2 separate regions of the Homo sapiens genome follow, and region 1 is linked to region 2. A link is a loop called in an ENCODE intact Hi-C map of the cell type or tissue named here. Cell type or tissue: heart right ventricle. All regions are shown on one strand.

Evidence for each region. A loop is a pair of places that touch in the nucleus more often than their neighbours do. Peaks named below come from ENCODE experiments on the same cell type or tissue, not always from the same donor. Only the 100,000 strongest peaks of a DNase experiment are listed, where the experiment ranks them.
Region 1: it touches region 2 in a loop (8-fold over the local background); 39 of 110 quality-filtered maps call a loop at or near these places.

Annotation. Positions count from the first base shown.
Region 1 is chrX:121,575,685-121,583,684 of GRCh38, forward strand. No RefSeq gene overlaps it. Among named protein-coding and RNA genes, the nearest start is that of MIR3672, 210 kb to the left of the region's middle. In heart right ventricle, a CTCF peak has its summit at 3,532 (motif pointing left); no DNase peak of the experiment used is centred here.
Region 2 is chrX:120,785,588-120,793,587 of GRCh38, forward strand. No RefSeq gene overlaps it. Among named protein-coding and RNA genes, the nearest start is that of CT47B1, 86 kb to the right of the region's middle. In heart right ventricle, a CTCF peak has its summit at 4,637 (motif pointing right); a DNase peak (open chromatin) is centred at 5,834; H3K27ac peaks cover 1,288 bases.

The DNA of each region.
Region 1 (8,000 bases), 790 kb after region 2:
CTGATGTAGTTTATATTGTATTACATCATAGAGTAAAACGGGGAGTTTTTGTTACAGAACCAGCAGCAGGCTGATAAGAAAACATGAAAGAGTTTAAAAAATAGTGACACAACTATACTTTTGAATACAGATGGGAAAATCAGAAGTTTGTAATTAATATATAGAACCCAAGATTAAAATAAAATAAGAATATAACATGAGCAAATAGATTTTGTTCCAGAGATGCAAGATAAGTATTAGAAAATCTGATGACATTTGCAACACTAATAAGCCCAAAAGAAAAATAAAACATATAATCATGACAGATGTTAAAAAAGAAAAAGAATGCAGTATTTATTACTGATAAAAAATAAAGTACAGATTTGCTTTATTAAAGTAGCAGCCAGAATCATATTTAATAGTCAAGCACTACAATTATTTCTGTTATAATCAGGAAGAAGACAGTAGTCTCAAAAACCATTAGTATTGTGTAAATCACTATTATATAAAATTTTTTGGAATTTCTCCTAAAGCAATAATACAAAATAATGAATCCAAAAGTGTAAATATGATTAAGTAACATGGCAAAATTACCATTATTTACTCATGATTGTATATCTAGAAAAAAAAGGAAGAATTTCTAAACCAAACAAAATAAGAAGCAATATGATGATTGAGTAAAATAGTAGGCTACTGCTATGGACTGAGTTATTTTCCCTCAACATTTATATGTTGAGGCCCTAATCCCCAATGTGATTATATTTGGAAACAGGGCATATAAGAAGGAAATTAAGGCTAAATAAGCTAATAAGGGTGAGGCCCTGATATAATCAGATCAGCATCCTTAAAAGAAAAGATGCTAGTGAGTTCATTCTCACTCTCTGAACATAAACATAAACAGAGAAGTCAAGTGAGTACATAATGAGATTGCAGACACCTGCAAGGCAAGAGAAGCAGTTTTAGAATAAAACCTAACTTGTCAATACCTTCATCTTGGACTTCCAAGCCTCCAGAACTGTGAAAAATACATTTCTATTGTTTAAGTCACCCAGTCTTTCATCTTTGTTATGGAAGCCTGAGATGGATAATACAGCTACCAATTTTAGGCAAAATGGGTAAGAATTTCACATAGCAGGTGCATGATGGCATATTATATTTATCTTCAACTTTTATATATGTTAATGTGTATAAAATTTTGTATCTTGGAAATATTTTAAGAAATATTTTTTAAAAGAGACAATGTAAGATGGCAAATACTTATGAAATAAGTAAAATCAGATTTAAATTACTATAATATTTTACAATTAGATAAAATGTGCAAATAAAATATAGAAGAAAGAGTTATATATATACACTCACAAAATAGCAACAAAAACATTAACAAACACGGTATAAGCAACAAATAAATAGAACCTATAAGACAAAGCTATGAAACATAAATGAGGGATATAAAAAATACTTGAATAAATGTGGAGATGTACTTCTTTCTCTGATTGTAAATATTTTAGTTACCCCTAAATTAATTAATACTAGTTTTGATAATCCCAATAAAAATTCCAGTGGGGCATTTTTGTAATTTGGAAAGTGATTTAATGTTTATCTGAAAGAGTAAACATATGACAATAGCCAGAAAAGGCATTGCCTTACCAGATTTCAAAGCCTATTATAAAGCTATCCAGAAATTAAAACTGCATTGCTGGCCTAGAAATGGAACAGATTGGAGCCTTAAGACAGGTTATTAAGTACATTAAGAATTCAGTAGCCATTGAAATTTACCACCACAAATCTGCAGTTCAGAATAATGATTAAGAATGTTTTTTAGAGTCAGGCAGTCTTGAGTTCAAACCCCTGATCTGTCATTTATTAGCTGTGTGTACCTTCATTAATTTCCTCAACCTATGTGAATATGAGTTTCATCATCTGTATAATGGGACAGTAATACTTACATCAGAATGAAATAATGTATGTGCCTGGTACAATTTACATATAGTAATACATAATTTACATACAGTAAATCCTCAATAAATGGTAGTTTCTGGATCCCTGTCTCACTCCTTGCATCAATATAAATTGCAGGTGAGTCAAAAGTCCACATATGTAGAAAATAAACAAAATAGAATAAAAATATAGAGGAATGGAAATATAATTATATTTTGAGGTAGTTATAAGCATGATGAAGAAATTGAAAATCATAAAGCAAAAAATAGTATATTTGTTATATAAGAAATAAATTCTGTGTAATGAAAATTAAATTACCATAATAAGTTGAATGACAGCAACACTATTGGGGAAAGGATATGCAATATATATGTCAATATGATTAATTTTATGTGAATATTTACGTTTCAATGGTTAGTTATTTGTGTTCCATATGTATGCTGTCTTGGTTTTAATACATTTTTTTTTCTGTAAATATTCATTAGCAATGAGTGGCCCTATATTTGTAGAAGACTTGAAATGAAGCTGAAGCAATTGAAACATGGGTCCTGTTTGCTAGATGGAATTATTTCCAGTTGCAGAGGGATGATGTTATTTCTGTTTGTCTAATGTCTTTATTAATGACTTTGAAAAGTAGTTAAATGACATGTTAATTAAATTTGAGGTGATAGTAAAGGAGAAAGCGTTGTGAATATCATTGAGATTCCAAACAATAACCTCTTTGGGAGAGGTTAAGGATATAAGCAAACTAGAAAGCCAGATTTAACCTATCAAGTAAAAGCAATCATGCAGGGAAAATGATCAAAAATAGATATTTTAGTCTAAGGAGAGTACTGACTGGAAATCAGCCGTGCTGTGAGCATTTGGCAGTCACTAGAATAGAATTAGGCTAAATAAAATTCTCAAGCAATGAGAAGATTCACACTGAATTTTTAACTTATTTCCAAAAAAAATGCATTTTACTTTGAAGTGTTGTTCTAAATGTTGGTGTAGCCCACAAACAAAGGACCATAGGCTTTAGGGATAGATCTTATGATCAGAAAAATGTCCATATCTGCTGCTGAGGTAAAAAAAAAAAAATCTCTACAGCATGGATGAAATTAGTTGTGTAAAGAAAACTTGATGAGCAATACCACATCTTAGAGAGTGTTTTGGAAAAAGGTAAATGATTAATCTGCATTTTAAAGTTAGTGTTTCCACTTACTTCAGAACCACCTGGAGTGCTTTTTAAAATGCAGATTTCTGGGCTCTAGCACAGACCAACTGAAGCAGAATCCCTGGATGCAGGCACATGTAATCTGCATTTTAAAGGAAGGTTGTTTTCTTTCTTTTTACATAATAACTTTGGGAACCATTGCTTAGTGTTATCTGTACGAAATTCCACTAAAATATGATGAATGGAAAATAACATACAAAATGGGAACTCTATCATACTATGGAAAGCTTTTGTAATGACTTGGAATACTATGGCACCGATTATTAGGAGTTAACCAACACCACACAAAGGAGAAGCATAAAATCATCAAGATTATTTGTGTACAGCCTCACAAATTGGATAGTACACAACTCCATGGTGAATTATTCACATAGATTACCGTGTGGATGGCACCCCCTAGAGTTTGCAGTGCAGATCTTAAATCAGTACATACAGATGTTCCCAGTTAGTACTAGCATAATTATATTTTGGAGCAGGGTAGTTCATTAATCTCTATCACACTCAAAATGAAAAGATTTATGTTTTCCATGGTTCGATTCACCAGACATTACAAATTTGGCATTCAAGATGCCTTGATGTTGAGATAAGGAAGTTACTAGAAATAAGAATATACCCTATTTTAATACAGTCACATTTTCATTCATAAATCAGTCTCCTGTTATTTAGACTTGAGTGAATCATAGTTTTATTACCTACAGAGTTGAGCACCAGAACTTGGACCAAGAAAGTTTGCACTAAAGCTATTGATCTAATGAAACCATCCTGAAACTATCAGCCAGCTTTGCCCTTGTTATGACTATAGCTGCCATACTGTCATATTACATATTTTCTGTGGTAAAGGAAAGAAAAAATTAGTTATAAGTAACTAAGAAAAGACAGAAACAGCTTGATGAGCTATAGATTCCATTTAGAATATTTTTCCCTCACATGCATTTTTTTTTTTTTTTTTGCACCTGCAACCAGATTGTAACCTTGAGAAGAATCTTGCCCACAAATTTAGAGGCCACAGTGGAAAATTTACTTCTGGGAGTAGGTCATCAAAAGAGCATGCTGAATCCAGATGCAGAGGAAATTAGAACTTTTGTTTGTTCTCTCTTTGAGGACAACTGTGCTCTCTGTGAAAATTACATAGCCCCTCCTTACACTGTTTCAGGGGGAGAGAAGCCTATTAGCAAAACAAGTAAGGGAGATATTGGAGCACAAAATTGGGAGGAGGAATTAGAAAAATGATTGAGTTTGAAAACTGCTGAGTAATTAGGGGAGGAAAAGGGGATGGAGAGCGACGATTTGTTACCTGAACTAAGAAAGCAGATGGAACTTACTGAAATGGTGAATAGCAAATAATAACTTCTCTCACAGGTTTCCCTTCTCCTGAAAATCACCTTTACTGGACCCAAATGCACTTTCTTTACTTGTCCTTATTTCTTTCCTTTCTTTTACAAATAAACTTCTGTTTACAAGTTTATTCTATGTTTATTACACAGTCCCTCTTTAATCCTTTAACCGCTAACCTAAATATACCTCACCTGAAATTTCTTCCCATCATTCTACTTAATTTGTACTCCTAAAAGTCACCAATGCCGTATCAAACCTATATTTCCCTGTCCAAATCTCTCTCCCAATGTGTTTCTGCTTTTATAAATATCTGCTGGCATTTCCCCCCCGTATAGCAACAGCATAAACATAAACAATAAAAACAATACCAATAACAACAAAGCAAATTATTTATTGAGCACTGCCAGGCACTGTCCCAAGCACTTTGTATGTGTTAACTCTTGATTGTCTCGACAACCTTAAAATGTAGGTACTGTCATATTCTTCATTATACAGATCAGGTAACAAATTTGGGAAATTTCATAACTTTCCCAAGTTCACATAAACTAGTAAATGGTGAAGCCAGGATTTGAACTCAGGTGTTCTGACATCTAAGTGTTTGACTACTTTTATAGGCTCTCCTTCTTTATGCCATATCACTTCAAACTCAGCATATCTAAAATTAAGTTTCTAAACCCCTATCCCTAATCCTAAGCAAAACTCTTTACTTTCTACATTTCTTTAATGAAATCACCATTTTCTCAAGTCTCAATGGTACCATCTTTAAGCATGGATAATGGAAACTAAGGAGTTTTCAGGGTTTTGATTTACCAATGCATGAGAATGTTCATCCAAAAACACATGAAAAACCTCTTTTAATGCAGAATGTATTTACTTTAATATAATATGTACTCAGGTCTATGAACATGCATTAATAATTCTTAAACATTCCAGATCTTTTTCAACATGCTTTCCTGCAAACAAACTTGGATTTTAAATGCTTAGCCAGGGTATGCAATATTTGGCAAAGATTCCTCTGCCTATGCTCTCCTTTAGTGACTCTCAAGCTTCATCAGGCATGTAAACACTCCAGTAACATGCATAAAGAAAAAGGCCCCAAATATATTCTTTCTCCAGATAAGAAGTTATATAAATGAAGAGTGCTCAACTTAAAGTATCTCTAGGTTAAGCAAGATAATAGGTTAAGTGTAGAGATGGGGGGGATTGTTATAGCTAAAAAATTTTAAATAATTTATATGGGAACGGGTTTTAGTCATTCAGATACTTCTCTCTTCCTCACCATGTTTGGAAATGCATAGGTCTTTGGCACAGGGCAGATCAACCTTCTCTGTAGTTGGATTGCTTTTTCATTTTTGTACAGATATTTTGGTGTTTGATAGACTTAGACAACCTTTATATTTTAGCATTGTTTAAAGAGCAAAGCATCAAACATGGGAGCTAGTATATTAAAAGGTGCTTTGCTCAATTCTGTCCTTGAACCTAAAATTTCAAGAGTTCATTCACCTACTATCAGTTGTTTTAAAATTACCCAAAATTGTAGCAATAGTTCTATTCTCTAGAAAAGGGAATTTATGTAACAATAGCTCAACATCAAGGTACTCTTGCTGAAGATGCTTCTGACTTTGTAAAATAACTGAGCCCTTTTTAGTTTTGTTTCCTATGATGCAGTAGGTCTGTGCCTTGTTCTCTAATACCCGCAGTTAGGGCCTTTCTCTTTTGCTTGATCCTTTGCCAAATACTGTAGTTATTTTAATATTGTATTGCTTCATTTTCTTTAACATTGTTTATTTCCAGAAACTGAAATCCACATCCGGAATTTTATTCCCCATGTCAAGTGCTATCTGATTTCTTTGACACTCGCTGTCTATCTGCCTAGCCCTTGGGGCTATCACATATTGGTCACACAAACTATACACTGCAAACTCTAGGGGACACCATTGTGCAGACTCTGATGTGAATAGTGCTCCTTGGAGTTGTGGAATGAGGCGGCACTAACTAGATCTTTACCTATTATGGACTGACACACTATCCTCCCTATCCACCATTTGAACACTTTGCTCCACCTATGTCAGGGAAATTTGTTTAGTCTTTATTACCAGACCTCGTTGACTTCAATTTTCTGCCTTCTTGGACCACCTATTAATGCCTGCTGCTTAAATTCTGCCAAAACCATAAATGCGGTCTTTTTTAAACCTCAGAATTGCACAGAAAAAGCCAAATTGTTAAAATGACAAAATTGCAAAACTCAATGGTATGCGAAAGAACTAGTTGTCAGTGTTCTGGTTTTCACTCTGTTCATATGAGAGAAATATACACATATGCAGTTTTGGTAGCTCACAATATTTATTTTTCTCATGGTATTAATTTCAGTAAGAAAGTTATTCTGTATTTATGCCATCAGACAAGTAAAACAAATTATAAATAATTTTGTCTTTTAAAATACGTATACTGTAGTAGGATAGCTTTTCAGAGGGCTTAAGAATAGAATCTGAAAAGAAACTACATTCTTTCTATAATTCCACTTAAAACACTAGTTGACTGAAAGGAGTGGACCACAATAGATAGTTTATATTATTTGGCTATTGAAAACTTTGTTTAGGCTATACCTATATGGTCATTTTGAATTTCTTTAAGAAAAAGGGTGAAGAGGAATACTGACCCCAGTTGCCATGAGAAAGCATATCATCTTTGCCTTAGATAATCATAAGTCACATATAATGTGACTCTTGCAATTAACTCTTTTGTAGAAATCTAGACATTTCCTAAAAGTGAGACACTAACCATTTGTTAAGTGGTACCAAACGAAGTTTCTAAAGTGTAGAGGTTACTTGAAAACAAAAAATCAGTGGGTTTGGTGAGCATTCACTTTGTGGTCCTCTGAAGGCTAGAAAATTTACTGCAGTAAATCATGGATTTATTAGTGTCTTTTCACTACTAACCGTAATGAGCTCCAAAATATACTTAAGGGCTCTATCCTCAAAGGTGTTTTTCTCTCAACTAGTTTGAAAACTCATTTCAGTTATACTTTTATAAAGTGTGGAGATGAAAGGCAGAGAAGAAGTAGGGACATCCTCATTGACTATAGAGTGACACAAGTGGTATCATTTCCTCACCTCACGTAAACTGCTTCATTGATGAAGTGTTTTGGATTGTCTTGTATTTTTGCAAAGTGTTGCTGATCGATACTGGCTAAGAGCACAGATCCATAGCAATCAGTCTGCTGTGAGGCAATTATATATAATTGAAACATGTAATTCTCTAGCCTGCTTAGTATGAATGAAAACCAATACCATAATATCTTTGTTTAAAGTTTATTTAGTGCAATGGAAGTCTTAAATATCTAAGATCCATGCTCCTTCTAGGTTGAGTACTTTTTTTTCTTCAGCTTCCTTCTGTAATTCCCCAAAGGTAGCTTTATTGTATTATCAAATTCTAGCTAGCTTGCTTCATTGGAGTTTATGATTTTGAAGCAATAGCAATCAGAGGCAAAGTTGATGGTATGGAAAGCTATAGCAAGAAACCTTTCCTTTTT
Region 2 (8,000 bases):
CGATGAGGTGCCTGTGGTTTGGTATAGGTAGCAAAGGTCTAGGAAGTCCGTAAAGTGGAGAAGGCTTCTTTATGGGTAGACTTGAGACAACCCATGGGGGTTATGAGAAATAAGTGGAGAACCTAGAGATACTGTAATGATAGATTTGGGGGAAAACCAGAGAAAATGCTGTTTATGATCATTAATATCCCACTTTTACCTGTAGCTTCATATGGTTTGGGGAATTATTGATTATGATTATGATAGTAACCTGACATGAGTGGCCAGATTGATCACAGTATAGATAGCCTGGGGCCCTTCCAGCTCCTGTTCTTCAGTATGAGAGGTTTCTAATTGTCACACGTGGAATTCTGCCTTCTTCCTCATACCTGCCTCCTGCTCCAACACGCTACGAGTTCAATATTCGGTGCTATCAAGCAGCATTCCTGGAAGCACAGAGATTTGAAAGAAAGGTTTCTGAATGTCATGCCAAATCTCCATCTGACTGGAGTAACTCAAGCAAATAGTCCAAAACTTCCAGAATAAATTGGATAAAGGTGGTAAGCACTTTCGAGCTTCCAAGAAGTGGGGCGGGGATGGAGGAAGCTGCCCAATATTAACAATATGCACAGAGACAGAGGCATTTGTATTACAGTGGGTGGTATGCTGTGTTTCCCTCTTACTAAGTGTTGCCCATGCAAAGGCTGAGATGGTGGCATGATGCCTTTGCTGTCAGTGATACCAATTGCATTTGTGTACTCTAAGAGAAATAAAATAAGCTTCTTTCCCTCATGATGATATAATTGTCTTTCTTGTCCTTCGAGATTAGCCAAAGATGTAGTAAAGGCATTAGATATGTGTTAAGAATGACACCACCACAACCACCACCATTACCAGCAACAACAAGAGTAAACACTTACATAGCACTTATTCCGTTTTTGGCACTGTTCTAAGATACACACACGCATGCATATACATGCACATACTTTTTTTCTCCATTATTCCATCTGTCTTCTCACAATGACTTACAGATTGGGCAAAAGAGTGGTCCTCCTCAGGCCAAATTAGGTTTTTCTAAAGTGTGTTTTTAAGATCTTTTGTTCTGGAGAGCTTAACAGGTGTTACAAAACAGGATTCCCTGATCAAGTAAGTTTGGGAGACATTGGGTTATAAAATATAAGCACATTTCTCTACTGCAGGACTTCCAAATGGGCTAATGTATATGGAGATTTTTTCTGATAGAGGAAAATCATAGATGAAATCTGCAGAATTTCTCAAAAAGAGGCAGTAAACCGTGGTGTTATGAGTGGGGGCCTCTGATAGCAGACTTTCTGGGTTTAGAACCCAGCTAGGATATTTCGCTTGCTCCTTATAGGACCTTGGAAAAGTCTGTTTTATCTTTTTGTGCTCCAGGTGTCCTTATCTGTCAAATGGGGATAATGGTAATATTTACATCAGAGTGGTTTTAATATATTCAAACTGCTTAAAAGAGTACTTGGCTTTTAGGAAATGCTCGATAAATACAAGCTGTTTTTTTTTTTGTTTTTTGAGACGGAGTCTCTGTCACCCAGTCTGGAGTGCAGTGGCGCAAGCTCAGCTCACTGCAACCTCTGCTTCCCAGGTTCAAGTGATTCTCCTGCCTCAGACTACAGAGTAGCTGGGGTTACAGGCAAGCGCCACTACGCCCGGCTAATTTTTTTGTATTTTTAGTAGAGACAGGGTTTCGCCATGTTGGCCAGGCTGGTCTCGAACTCCTAACCTCAGGTGATCCACCCACTTCGGCCTCCCAAAGTGCTGGGATTACAGGTGTGAGCCACCGTGCCCAGCCTTTACAGGCTAATTTAATTTTAATTTGATTTGACTCTGTAACCCTTTTCTTGCAAGCATCTCAGGGGATTAAAGTCTTACAGTGCACGTGTGTGGTGCACACACACACACATACACACTTTGGAAAATGCCAAGTTGGGTCCTTCTGGTAAAAAGACTATAGAAGAATGGCACTGGGGAAGAAAGAAAATAAAGGAGATCAGATGACGCCTGGGTTGAAAGACTACAACTCTGCAGTCCAAGTCTCAAAAGTTATTTTCTTATTCCGTCTCTAGATACTTTAAAAATTTTTATGGAGATAATTACCTGCTGCCCTCAAATTGGTTATGTTTACTTTTCTGGAGGAGGGAAAATGGACTAAATGAGGTTTTCGAAACCCAATTCTCCAATGACTTAAATGGCTTTGATTTCCGCATTTGAAAAATGGATCTACTGTTACTGATCTGCATGTGGAATTTTCCTACGAAAAAGGTATGATACTCAAACATCTATGATTAACCTAGGCCCACAATCAAATGGAATTACCATCTCGTGCTCCAGTTTTATCATAAGATGGCAAATGGCAAGATATCAAGCAATATCCTGACTGGACTCTTTGTGGGCTGAAGGTTCTATATCCCCAACTACCCTTTAGAGATAGGCGGTATCATGTAGCGCGTGAGTCCCACAACTGTCATGTACATCAGAATCACCTGTGTGTCTTGTAAAAGTAAAGTTAAAACAACCAAACTTCAGAGTTTTTGTTTCAGTAGGTCTGTTGGGGGCAGGTTGTGGGGAGAGAGGGCTGAGAATTTTGTTCCCAGGTGATGCTAATGGTGCTGGTCCAGGAACTGCACTTTGAAAACCGCTGATATATGTTCCCCTTCCTGTGTCCATGTGTTCTCATTGTTCAATTCCCACCTATGAGTGAGAACATGGCACATGTATACATATGTAACAAACCTACACGTTGTGCACACGTACCCTAAAACTTAAAGTATAATAATAATAATAATAATAATAATAATAATAAAAGAAAACCACTGATATAGAGGTTAAGTGAGGGGGCACTGAAATTGGACAGACCTGGGTTTAAACTCTAGCACCATCACTTAGAAGCTGTGAAATCCTGGTTAAATTATTTAATCTCTGTGACTTAATTTACATATCTATAAAGTGGAGATAATAGTAACAACCTGGTAGGGTTGTTGTGAGGACTAATGAGTTCATATATGTGAAGCCCTTCAAATAGTGCCTGCTGTAAATTAGCCTCAGTTGTTACTATTGTTGTTATTGTTATTGTTATTAAAAGAAAGGTCTTGTAGGGAAGAGAAGTCAAGTCAGGGCTCTGAGTTGGGACAGGATCCCTAGGAGTGGGAAAAAAAGCATTGATATGACAACCCACATTATTCCCTTTTAAAAGGGACATTAATGGTAGAAGTTGATACATTGGTTTTCTAGACATGAAGATGCTTCAGGACAGGGCTATTTAAACCCCGAGAGTTGATTTGTGTTACTCAGCTGTCTAGTTTGCTGGTCTTTCTTAACTCCCTACCACCTCAACCCCACAACATTCTTAAGCTCCTCCTTTCCTTAGCAAAGTGGCAACAGGACAAGTTTAGCAGTGGCCCTCTAAGGCAGATGCTCCATGCCCTCTTCAGAAATCTCCTGGCAATATTTTCATTCCAGGGAATATTTATGAAGTACTCACTTGTGTTTCAACCTCCATGGTTTGATTTTTGTTTTAGAAACCCAGCTAATTCTTCCGGGGGAAAAAAAGGTCCCAGTTTAAAATTCTGATGCCTTTGGTAAGTTGTCCACAGAAGAGAGAAATTTCGTTAATGATCTACCCACCTTGCTCTCAGGTATGCCTCCCATGTTTCAAGGTTCCCTATGTACCTTTAATTTTGATAATAATTAGGAAGCTTGTAAGCATTATCAGGAAGCAACTGTGTGCCCTGGTTGGGGGAGGGTGAATACATCTGGGCATTAAGTAACTGGCCCTCAATCTCTCTGAATGACATTTCAGTGCATTTTTTAAGGATCAATTTTCATACTTCATTGTGGTGGCTGATTCTGGTATGCTGGACAGAAAGGTTTATGATGCCCAATGGGTTAATCAGCTTTGACCAAATCTTTCTTGAAGTACTAAAATGGAGTGTAGCTCTCATCCACAGCAGCTTTCTCCCTCTGCTCATTAGTTCATGTCGGGACTTTAATAGTACAAAGCAAAAGAAAGAGGGTGTGTGTTTGCGTGTCCCCATTTGCCTTTTCCCTCTATACTCACCAGCTGAGAGTAATTTATTTGTTTCCACAAGGGGAAATGTGGAGATAAATGCCTCAATGATTAAAGTCCTGGCCTATAAGTTGGAAAACCTTGGTTCTAGAACTAGCATCACCTGTGACTTTCTTTATGACCTTGGATTTATTAGCTAGATTTTTCTGGGCCTTTGTGTCCTTTCTGTAAAATAGGATGGTCTTGATCATCCCATTTCACAGGGTTGTTGAATACCTAATGAGATAATATACCTGGTCATGCTTTGGAAACTCATTAGTGTTTTATGGATATAAGAAATGATTATTATACTCAACAAATTCTGATTAGATATTCTGCGTTTTTTCTCATGCCCTATTTAATAACAATCTTATAACTTAAAGAATCAAAATATAAATTAAATAACTCTGTATATTTTACAGAGGTAAAACTTAAATTACGGGTTAAGAATTTTCAAAGGGCCAAAGAAGAAAAAGCCTCCAATAAAAAGCACAAGGGAATTTATTTTTGTCTAGTTGACTGGTCTTTCAGAAATAAAAAAGAAGCCATTTCAGAACTGACCAGTAGATGTCAGTGTTTGACAAGCACATAGCTGTTTGCTGAGGCTCCCGTATTAGCATCTGGCTCCATTTCAGCTAGCAAGTTTCTCTGCAAAGGAGAGGGAGTTTGTGTAACTGAAGCAAAGATTTTGCTTTCTCACTTCTCGCCCTGTCTTGCGGAAAACAGCATGATGCTTTGGGTAAGTCGTCGTTATCTTCACTTTCAGTGATTCCCTTTATAGATCTGCAGTCTGCTGAGAAGTTTAAAACACAAAATTAAACATGTGCTTAGCTCCCTGAAGGCCACATACTTGTTTTTCTTCACAAAGGTGCTTTTCCTTTTCCAGACCCACCTTCCCTTCATCCTACCCTTTGTGTAATATTAATCAAATATAGCCAGGAAATACTGCTGTTTGGGGACCAGGTTCCAAAGCTCTTGAAACAAGGATTTTATTTTTTGCTGCAGAGTGACACTTGCTCTGATTTCAGATGAAATTGCCATTTTCTAAAAATGGCAGCTACTTGGTGTGTCATTTTTCAAAAGAAAATGTGATCACATTGTAGCTGCGCTAAGCAGCCTCTTTCAGTCCTCTTTCGTTTTACACTTTTACTGGAAGGCTTTGAAAGAGGCAATGCAATTAGGTTCCAGTTGTCTCTGTTGAACTCAGAGATGCTCACCTTTTCCTGGGGAAGATGAATTCTTGTTATGTTGGTTTCTTATCGCATCCTGGATTAGGGAGGAAATGTGCAGCGAATTCAGACTAGGGATGGTGATAAAATCAACTGAGCTCTTTGAAAAGGCCACCCGCCTTGGGTTTCTGGAATTCAGACTTGTGGGGCTTTTACTCTTGAACAATTTTTAAGGATTGGGTAGTCAGGTTTTCTTTTCTTTTTCTTTCTTTCCTTCTTTCTTTTTCTTCTTCTTCTTTTTTTTTTTTTTTTTTTTTTTGGTGCCTGTGTTGCCCTTTATAAGCAGCCAGCTCAGATGCATTTAGAGACCATTTTTGTGGAATGATTTGGAACTGCAATCTCCCCTCCTTGGTTTGCTCTCATCCTTTTTGCATTTCTATTGGCCAAATGGAATGAAATAGTTCAATGTCATAAAGTCAGAGGTGGCTTTAGGCTTTGGGCACACTTTCTGAAGACCAATGGAGGTGGTCTGGGTGTGACAACGCCTACCAGTGTGGAGTAGTGCCCTGCTGCAGCATTCTTAGTGGCTGCTGGCCAAGAACTGGCCTTGTCCTGGGAAATGAGTCATCAGACATAAGCAGCTTGTTCTTGGAGGCAGAGCTGGCATTGGTTTCAAGGTCCTCTTGCATTTGGTGCACATCTGCTACTGCTTCACTGTGTCTCAACCTCCCTGGGTCCCCTCTCAGCAGTGTTCATAGTCTTGGAGGAAGAAACGTTCCCCCATTTCCCAGAAGGCTGATTTTCCATCACCTTGCCACTTCCCAACTCATTCCAGAGAACTTATCCCTCCTCAACTCCTGAAGGACCCTTTTTTTTTTTTTTTTTTTTTTGAGATGGAGTCTCACTCTGTCACCCAGGCTGCTGGAGTGCAGTGGCATGATCTTGGCTCACTGCACCCTCCACCTACGAGGTTCAAGCGATTCTCCTGCCTCAGCCTCCTGAATAGCTGAGATTACAGTTGCGCGCCACCACACTGGCTAATTTTTGTATTTTTAGTAGAGAACGGGTTTCACCATGTTGGTCAGGCTGGTCTCGAACTCCTGACCTCATGATCCACCCACCTCAGCCTCCCAAAGTGCTGGGATTACAGTCATGAGCCACCATGCACAGCCAAGGACCTTGTTTCCATACATAAAGAGGTTGAAGGTCTGGACCTTTTAGTCTGACACCTTCAACCTCTTCCTTACCTTGATGCTTCCCCTCTGCTTTCCTGCAAGTGAGGTAGTTAAGAGCAATAGTTTTGGAGGCCAACATACCATAGCCACTTGCTACCTGTCTGACATTAGGCAAGATCCTTTATTTCTCTGAGCCTCAGTTTCTTTGTTATTATTTTTTGTTTTATTTTAAATGAACAAATAACAATTGTATATATTGTATATTTATAGGACACAATGTGATATTTTTATACATGTTAATATTGTGAAATGATTAAATCATGCCTATTAACAAATCAGTCACCTCATATACTTTTTTTGTGGTGAAAACATTTCAAACCTATTCTTTTAGAAATTTTGAAGTATACGATGTGTTATTATTTATTATAGTCACCATTTGGTACAATTGATTACTAGCAATACCTACCTTGCTGTGTTTTGTGATTAGTAAATGAAGTACTATATGTAAGGCAACTAGCACTTTGTAGGAGCAAAGTAATCTATAGCTGCTGCTGTTAATTTTGTTGTTATTACTATTCTACTTGTTGCCGGCCTGCTCTCATCTCACTCTCCTCCCTTTAACTGTTCAATATTTTGAATGACTAGGTTATCCTTATATTCATTTACATTTACCATTTACTCACTATCCATTCCCTCTTGTTTTGGCAATTATATTTTAAATTCCAAAGGTTCTTCTTGTTCTCTGTTTTTTTGCTTGTAATATCTTGTCCATATTTTATTTCATTTTTTTTTTGAGGCAGAGTTTCGCTTTTGTTGTCCTGGCTGGAGTGCAATGGTGAGATCTTGGCTCACTGCAACCTCCACCTCCCAGGTTCAAGCAATTCTTCTGCCTCAGCCTCCTGAGTAGTTGGGATTACAGACACCTGCCACCACGCCCAGCTAATTTTTTGTATTTTTAGTAGAGATGGGGTTTCACTATGTTGGCCAGGCTGGTCTCGAACTCCGGACCTCAGGCCATCCACCCGCCTTGGCCTCTCAAAGTGCTGGGATTACAGGCGTGAGCCACTGTGCCCAGCCTATCTTGTCAATATTTCATAGATGCAAAGATCATTTCAAACTAGTCTGAAGAAAATAATTAGAATTTAAAAAAATCTCCATTGTTCCTAGAATTATTTTTATTCTAGGGTCTTTTTATGTTTTCTGCTTGTTTCTGTTTGCTCAATTATCCTCTCTTCTCTGATTATTGACATTTTATCTACTTTTTCTAGGTCCAGTTCAAATGACATATCCACTATGATGTCATCCTTAATCCCCATAGTTGGAAGCAAATACTCCCTTCTCTTCTTCACTTCTATAACCCCTGGTTTGCACTTTTTTTTTTATTACATAGCACCATATATTGTATAGTTAAATGTTTGTTTTTGTGTTTCAGTTTGACATTCTCCTTGGAATATAAATTCCTGAGGTCCAGGACTGTGCTATACATGCCAACCACTCTGTGTGTGTTCAGTACTGGGCTCCCTGCCTTTGTAGGGACACAGAAGGATCTTGCTGGCCATCAATACAGTGTGAGAATCATGAAACTTAAGTAAGAAT